Regions from separate parts of the Homo sapiens genome. Here region 1 is linked to region 2. A link is an interaction called in ENCODE POLR2A ChIA-PET data of the cell type or tissue named here. Cell type or tissue: Panc1. All regions are shown on one strand. Region 1 overlaps FBXW11 (F-box and WD repeat domain containing 11). Region 2 overlaps FBXW11 (F-box and WD repeat domain containing 11).

Evidence for each region. Peaks named below come from ENCODE experiments on the same cell type or tissue, not always from the same donor. Only the 100,000 strongest peaks of a DNase experiment are listed, where the experiment ranks them.
Region 1: POLR2A ChIA-PET joins it to region 2 with 6 read pairs; 5 of 35 experiments call an interaction of 5 or more read pairs at or near these places.

Annotation. Positions count from the first base shown.
Region 1 is chr5:171,982,885-171,986,884 of GRCh38, reverse strand. The region is part of intron 1 of FBXW11 (F-box and WD repeat domain containing 11); the gene reads left to right. Among named protein-coding and RNA genes, the nearest start is that of FBXW11, 22 kb to the left of the region's middle. RefSeq lists an enhancer at 2,930-3,702. In Panc1, no CTCF peak of the experiment used is centred here; a DNase peak (open chromatin) is centred at 1,724; H3K27ac peaks cover 1,149 bases.
Region 2 is chr5:171,902,986-171,906,985 of GRCh38, reverse strand. The region is part of intron 4 of FBXW11 (F-box and WD repeat domain containing 11); the gene reads left to right. Among named protein-coding and RNA genes, the nearest start is that of FBXW11, 100 kb to the left of the region's middle. In Panc1, no CTCF peak of the experiment used is centred here; no DNase peak of the experiment used is centred here.

The DNA of each region.
Region 1 (4,000 bases), 80 kb before region 2:
CCAGTTCTTAATAGGTCACAGACTGATACCAGTCCACAGCCTGGGGTTGGGGATCCCTGCTTTATGTCATAAGATGCAAGCTAATAACCTGTGGATAGGTAGAGCTTCACAAACATATTTTATGTGGTCCACACGGATTTTTTTTTTCTTTTTTTTTTGAGACGGAGTCTCACTCTGTTGCCCAGGCTGGAGTGCGGTGGCGCCATCTCGGCTCACTGCAACCCTTACTTCCTAGGTTCAAGCGATTCTCCTATCTCAGCCTCCTAAGTAGCTGGGACTACAGGCGCACACCACCATGCCTGGCTAATTTTTGTATTTTTAGCAGAGATGGGGCTTTGCCATGTTGGCCAGGCTGGTCTTGAACTCCTGACCTCAGATGATCCATCCTCCTTGGCCTCCCAAAGTGTTGGGATTACAGGGGTGAGCCACCACACCTGGCCTGGTCCACACGGATTTTATTTATTTATTTATTATTTGTTTTTGAGACAGAGTCTCACTCTGTCACCCAGGCTGGAGTACAATGGTGTGATCTCACTGCAACCTCCACCTCCCAGGTTCAAGTGATTCTTAGGCCTCAGCCTTCTGAGTAGCTGCAACTACAGGTGCATACCACCATGCCCGGCTAATTTTTGTATTTTTAGTAGAGATGGGGTTTCACCATGTTGGCCAGGCTGGTCTCAAACTCCTGGCCTCAAGTGATCCACCTGCCTTGGCCTCCCAAAGTGCTGGTATTATAGATGTGAGCCACCGCTCCTGGCCAGATTTTAAAAATTGGGACATTTCATATGAAAACACTAATTTGTGGTTTTGTTTGAAAATTGGAGCTCAGTAGTAGCTGTCCTTTTGAGTCAGAGCTTGTACTTTCCTGTACGTAACTCCTATGAGACCAATTTCACTTTATCTAATTGGTCATATACATTTTTAATTTTTATTTTTTTGGGTCAGAATCTTGTTCTGCCACCCAGGCTGGAGTACAGTGGTGTGATCATGGCTCATTGCAGCCTTGACCTCCTGGACGTAAGCTATTTTCCTGCCTTAGCCTCCCAAGTAGTTGGGACTGCTGGTGCATGCCACCATGTCTGGCTAAGTTTTAAAATCATATTTTATTTTTCGGTACAGGGTCTTCTTGCTCTGTTCCCCAGACTGAAGTGGTGCAGAGGTGCAGTCATAGCTTACTGCAGCCTCTAATTCCTGGGCTCAAGCCATCCTCCCACCTCAGCCTCCAAGTAGCTGGGACTACAGCAGCATGCCACCATGCCCAGCTAATTTTTTAATTTTTTAATTTTTTTTTTGTAGAGACGAAGTCTTGCTGTGTTGCACAGGCTGGTCTTGAACTGGCTTCAAATGATCCTTATCTCTCAACCTCCTGAAGTGTTAGGATTATAGGTGTGAGCCACTGCATCTGGTCTATTTTTATAATTTTTTTTAGATACTGGGTCTCACTGTTGCCCAGGCTGGTCTCAAACTCCTGGCCTCAAGCAATCTTCCTGCCCAGGCCTCCTGAGCTGTTGGGGTTACAGGTGTGAGCCACATGTAAGTTTTTGAGCGTGTGATCCCTGCCTAGATTGGAGGAGGTATGAGGGTGGTGGATGTGGTTGAGAAGGGAGGTGACTGTGAACATTAGAGCAAGATCTGTGGTTTACAAAGATCACTCCAGTTGTCAGATTAGAGGATGCTTTAGAGCAGGGCAAATTGGAGCAGGGGGACTGATTCATTTACTGTTGGAATGTCCCAGGGAAGGAAAGATGAGATAGTAACAGATGGTATGAAGAGGAGGAAATGAGACATTTTAGATGTAGAGTGGATGACTGTGTTGATAGCTGTGCGTATATGTGTGTTTGTATTGATATGAATGTAAATCAGACTATTAAGAGAGTCCTGTTTCTGAAAAGCTTTGCCTTCATAAATCAGTGTCTGAAAGTTAACTGCTTGTTTTTATAACCTGTTGGTTAATTTTGGAAGGCAGTAGTAATAGTTTTAGGCATGTCGTCACCGTAAAGCTTAGTTTTATAATATGCAAATAACATGCTTCTGCAAAAAATGTAACTTCGACCTGCCTTTATTTTTGAAAATTGTGCATAAAGTAAATATTTATAGTGCGATTCTTTTTTTCTATAATTTTCCTTATAATTATGGAGCTAAATTTTTAAACAAGATTGGAAAGCTATATACTTATTTTTAAGGAGCTTGCTGCATGTATTTAATTTTCCTACAATCGCTACTAGAAGTTAAAAGGATAGTGAATTCATAAGGTCCTTTCCCCCACACTTAAAATTATACCATATTATGATCATCTAGACTGTTTATAACTATTTTGTCAGAAATTCTCCCTGATTGGAGCATGACTTTATCTAGTTCCATTACCGGTGCCATTATTCTGGATATTTAGTATTACCTCCAGCCCACACATGCTGAGGGAGATAGACATGAAGTACATGTAAATGGGTAGACTAGAAGTGAGATTGACTGACAAGCCATGCCTGGCTACTGTGTAATAAGCTTCCGGCTTTGGAGGATAAACAGAGATTGGTTAAAAGAGCATTTGTATAGGTATGTTTTATTGTGTATAACTTACATTAAAGAATACATGTTTTAAGTGTACAGCTCAATGAATTTTTACATGTGTGCACAGCACATCGTGTAACCACTACCTAGATCAAATTATAGACCTTTTCCAGAGCATTTCAAGGCTTCCTCTTGCCTGTAGCTCATCCAGTCAATGAACTCTCTTCTTAAAGGCCTTTTCTGACCTCTTTCACTGTAGGCTAGTTATGTCTGTTTTTGAAATTTATGTAAATAGGATTATAGAGTATATACTCTTGTGGTTTTGTTCCCCCACTCATTATTATTATGTCTGTAAAATTCATCCGTTTTATTATGTGTGGCTGTAGTTTTTTTTTTTCTATGCATTATTCCATTGTAAATATTCAGTTTGTTTGTTTTACTTGGTTGATGAAATGCTTGGGTTGCTGAGTACTTGGCTGTTATTGATGAATACGTGAGTTGCTTCTAATTTTTGTCTGCTACTGTGGACAGCAATTCTAAGGTAGACATGAGCACTTGTTTCTCTTGGGTATGAGAACCCAACAGAATTACTGGGTAATGGGGGTAGGCATATATTTAGCTTTAATAGATACTGCTTGTTTTGGGAAAAACTCTCAAACCATGTTTTTCCTCTGCTCTCAAACCAGTACAACAGCAGTCATGAACACAGAAGAAGGCTTCTGTGACCAAATGTGTGGGAGTGGGTTTCTCTCCACCACTAGTGAGCAATCAGTTCTGCAGCGGGCACCAGCTGTGTGTTCCCCAATTCAATTCCGACACAATCTACCTAGAGATAGTGTCCGATCCCACAGATTGAGGGCTTGGTCCCCGAGATTGCCCCCCTACCCCACATACCAGTGGCAAGCCTGGGCTTTTGTCCTTCTGACCAACTTGCTTCAAGTTGGGGTTCCCGCTACCCATACTGTGGGTTCAATTAATTTGCTGGAAAGGCTCACAGAATTCAGGGAAACAGGTAACATTTACCAGTTTATCATAAAGGATATTATTACAAAGGATATAGATGAAGAGATGTGTAGGGTGAGGTATGGGGCAGAGCTTCCATGCCCTCTGTGAGTGTGCCACCCTCCAGGAACCTCCACCTGTTCATCTGTCTAGAACCCTGTCCTCTTGGTTTTTTTGTTTTGTTTTGTTTTTGAGACGGTCTTGCTCTGTTGCCTAGGCTGGAGTGTAGCGGCACAAACAGCTCACCACAGCCTTGACCTTTCGGGCTTAAGCAATCCTGCCTCAGTCTCCTGAGTAGCTTGGATCACAGGTGTGCACTCGGTTAATTTTTCATTTTTTTGTATAGACCAGGTGTTCCATGTTTCCCAGGCTGGTCTCAAACTCCTGGGCTCAACTGATCCACCTGCCTTGGCCTCCCAAAGTGGTGGGATTACAGGAATGAGCCACTGCTCACATCTTAGGTTTTTATGGAAGCTTCATGACATCGGCATGC
Region 2 (4,000 bases):
CTAAGCAATTAAGAGTTTTGAAACACTTGGCTGTCTGGCCCTGGTTTATTCAATTGTCTTATCCCCAAGAAAGGATGATAAGCCATTATGGACCATAAATGTGACAGAGATTAGATTAAAAGTCCCAGGAGATGTGGAAGAAACAGAGCGTAGATAAGGCTTTAGGATGGGTACACGGCCAGAGCAGCGTGACAGGAAAAAGCATGGGTGCTGGAGTCACACAGGCCCTTGGTTTGAATCCTAGCCCTTACACTTTACAGCTGTGTGGTCCCACTTTCTGGAGCCTCAGTTTCCTCCTCTGTGTGGGAATAATAGTAATACTTTATGGGTATTGTGTGAGGATTAATGATAATATGTTATAATATGCCTGGCATCTATTGGGTACTCTGAGGATGGCAGCTTAAGAAAAAGCCCAGAGAGGCAGGAAACACCTGCTTCTCCAGAGGTAGTAAGATTTATTGGTAGGAAATTTTAATTATTCACCCACTGATTCCCGAATTGATTCATTCTGACATCATATAGGTGTCTGTCACTTTGTTGTTTTGTTTCCTGGGTGTTTTATGGAAAAAAGATGTTAGACTTTGTGACCTGAGCTTCTTTTCACTTCATTTCTGTCTGAAACCTTAGGTTGGTGTTTTCCAAGTGAAAGGCATCCGTTGAGGGACTGTTGCTGTTAGCAATTGCATTGTTTTCTTTTAAAACGTTTAGAACTTCAGATTTTACAACTAGATTTGTGACTAGGGAGGGGGAAGGGATAACACGGGTGGGTGGGAAAGGAAGTTTCTTTGCAGCTGCTCTTTGAAATGCATTTCTAAAATAATAAAAGTTTCTGTAATTGTATGATCTAAGCAGCTGTGTTAAAACTGGTTGTAGTCAAGGGCATTTAATTGACATTTGAGTTTTGATACAGTGTTATTTACATATTGAGCTTTGAAATTTGTGCCTTTTAATTGTTTTAATTTATTATTGAAGTTTTTCCAGACTTTCATCTGGTTCCTGTAATTAACAACAGCAGCATGTCTTCAGCACTGTGTGCGAAGTATTATGGCCTCAATTTTCTGAGGCTGTAATGTGTCCTCTTGTTGCCTTAGGAAGAGGGGGTGGTGGTGAGAGATGGGGGAGTCTCAGCATGATAGAGTAATGAGAGCCAGACATAGGTACTTCAGAAAATGCTTAGTTTTAACACCTCAAAGCACTTTTTAGCCCAGGCAAATGGACCACCTTATTCAGTAACCTCTTTGTCCTGAATAGGCTTGAAACCAGAAAGTTACATGCTCTGCATGGCTCCTGAGGGTGGCCACTCTAAGGTACCTGAATAGAGATTGTGTGATTCCTGTTCTTCTCAAAACATTTAAGGGGCCATGAGACTTATACCAAGAAAATAAAGGGGGGGGGGTTAGCTTTTTGCTGGAGGAGATGCGTAGTATTTTTTCTGCAGAAGGTAACAAGAAGAATATTGTGTATCGGCCTTGTCCATTGATATCTGCTGAGAGGATTTGGGGGAGAGTAGAACAAAGACTGATATTTCTTGAGTGAACTTCTTATTTACCTAGCTCTTTACGTATGCTGTTTTTTAAACTTTCGCAGCAAGACTGGGAGGTTCCCTCTATGTAAAATGAGGGTATGTAGAGTACCTATCTCAGAAGGTTATTGTGAAGATTATATGATGTAATTTATTTCAGACATTTAATATCATTCTGATATTATGGAAGACTGAGATCCTAAAAGGAAAACTGATCTGCTTAAGGTCACACAACTAGCAGTTGACAGAACTGAGATGCAACCTAGTTTTTCTGACTTTCAGGCAGTGTGTTTTTCACAAGACTAAAACATGCTGCCTCATAGAAGGAGGAAATGCATTTAAAGTATCAGACAAAGGAAATAGGTCAAATCTCATAGATATCACTGAGATGTTGCTTAATTGGACTGATGGCATTTGAAAGAGGAAGAAATAAGTATTAGTAAGGGATTTATTTCTGTAAAAACTCATGATAGCCTAGTTGTGAGCAATTGATGGGGGAATCAAAGAGGACTAAAAGGGATATCATTGCTATAAACCAATAGTTCCTAATACTTCAGCATTATCTAGTGGCACTTCTTAAAAATACAGATTCCTGGCTGGGCACGGTGGCTCACACCTGTAATCCCAGCACTTTGGGAGGCCGAGTTGGGTGGATCATGAGGTCAAGAGATCAAGACCATCCTGGCCAACATGGTGAAACCCCATCTGTACTAAAAATACAAAAATTACCTGGGCATGGTGGTGTGCGCCTGTAGTCCCAGCTACTCGGGAGGCTGAGGCAGGAGAATCGCTTGAACCCAGGAGGTGGAGGTTGCAGTGAGCTGAGATCCCACCACTGCACTCCATACTGGCGACAGAGTGAGAATCTGTTTCCAAAAACAACAACAACAACAAAAAAACCACACCCAGATTCCTGGGCCTTACCGTCTAGAGATTCTGATTTTGTAGGTCAGGAGAAGATTGGGGGGATCTTTTCTTTTTGCTGTTGTTTTGAAAATCAGTAACCCTGAGTTGAGTCAGATACAACCACACAGGCTTATAGACCACCCAGATAGGTTGAAGGTTTGGGTGCTGCTTTCCCGTCACAGATGATGGGGATGTTGCAGCCTTTGAGGTTTGAAAAGGCGAGTATCTAATGCATTCTTTTTATTTTTTATTTTTTTTAAAAAAAGACAGAGTCTTGCACTGTAACCCAGGCTAGAGTGCAGTGGCATGATCTCCACTTACTGCAACCGCCACCTCCTAGGTTCAAGTGGTTCTCGCGCGCCTCATCCTGCCAAGTAGCTGGGATTACAGGCGTGTGCCACCATGGCTAATTTTTGTATATTTAGTAGAGATGGAGTTTTGCCATGCTGTCCAGGCTGGTCTCAAACTCCTGGACTCAAGCGATCTGCCCATCTTGGCCTCCCAAAGTTCTAGGATTACAGGTGTGAGCCACCATGCAGCCCCTAATGCATCCTTGTCTTGCCATTTGTTTCACCTTTCAGAGAGCAGAGGGTTCTAGAGAGGAATTAGTTTGAGATGTGTTTATAACCAGTTAGGAGGATTTGGGTTAATGATGTGAAGTTTACATTACTTTAAAAGTGGCTATGTTCTCAGCCTGGGCAACATAGTGAGATCCTGTCTCTACTAAAATTTTTTTTAAAAAAAATTAGCCTGGCATGGTAGTGCATACTTGTAGTCTCAGCTACTAGGGAGGCTGAGGCAGGAGGATCACTTGATTCTGGAAGGTCAAGGCTGTAGTGAGCCATGATCATGTCACTGTACTCCAGCCTGGGCAACAGAGTGAGATGCTGTAATTAGCTATGTTCTAATATTAAGTGTAGAAATCAGAAAAGGAAGATAGATAAGTACCCCAGCGTTAGAAAGATTGAAAGAGCTAAGTCTGTTAGTCCACGGCTAGAGACTGAACAAAAATGTGATAAAAGAAGGCTGACGGATTCTGCAGTTTGAAATTCTGATGAATAATTTGTCAATCCTAGTGATGGAGAGGCACAAGCAGAACCCCACGTGATTATCCTTGGATTTCCCTGATTTTAAGTAAACATAGAAGATGGAAGAAAGGCAGCCAGGCGCAGTGGCTCACGCCTGTAATCCCAGCACTTTCAAGACCAAGGCAGGAGGATTGCTTGAGCCCAGGAGTTGGAGACCACCCCGGGCAATATAGTGAGACCTCATCTCTACAAATGATAAAAAAAAATTAGCTGGGTGTGGAGGCATGTGCCTGTAGTCCTAGTTACTTGGGAGGTTGAGGTGGGAGGATTGCTTGAACCCAGGAGTTTGAGGTGGCAGTGAGCCATGATTGTGCCACTGTACTCCAACTTGGGTGATAGAGTGAGTCCCTGTGAAACCTTTGAGAATGGTACCAAGAAGACCAAACTCCAAATAATGTTAAATTGTCCAAAATGTTGAAGTAAATTGAAAGAGTTGAAAACAAAATAATTAACTATTTGGAGCCAGATTATAAAGGATGAAGGG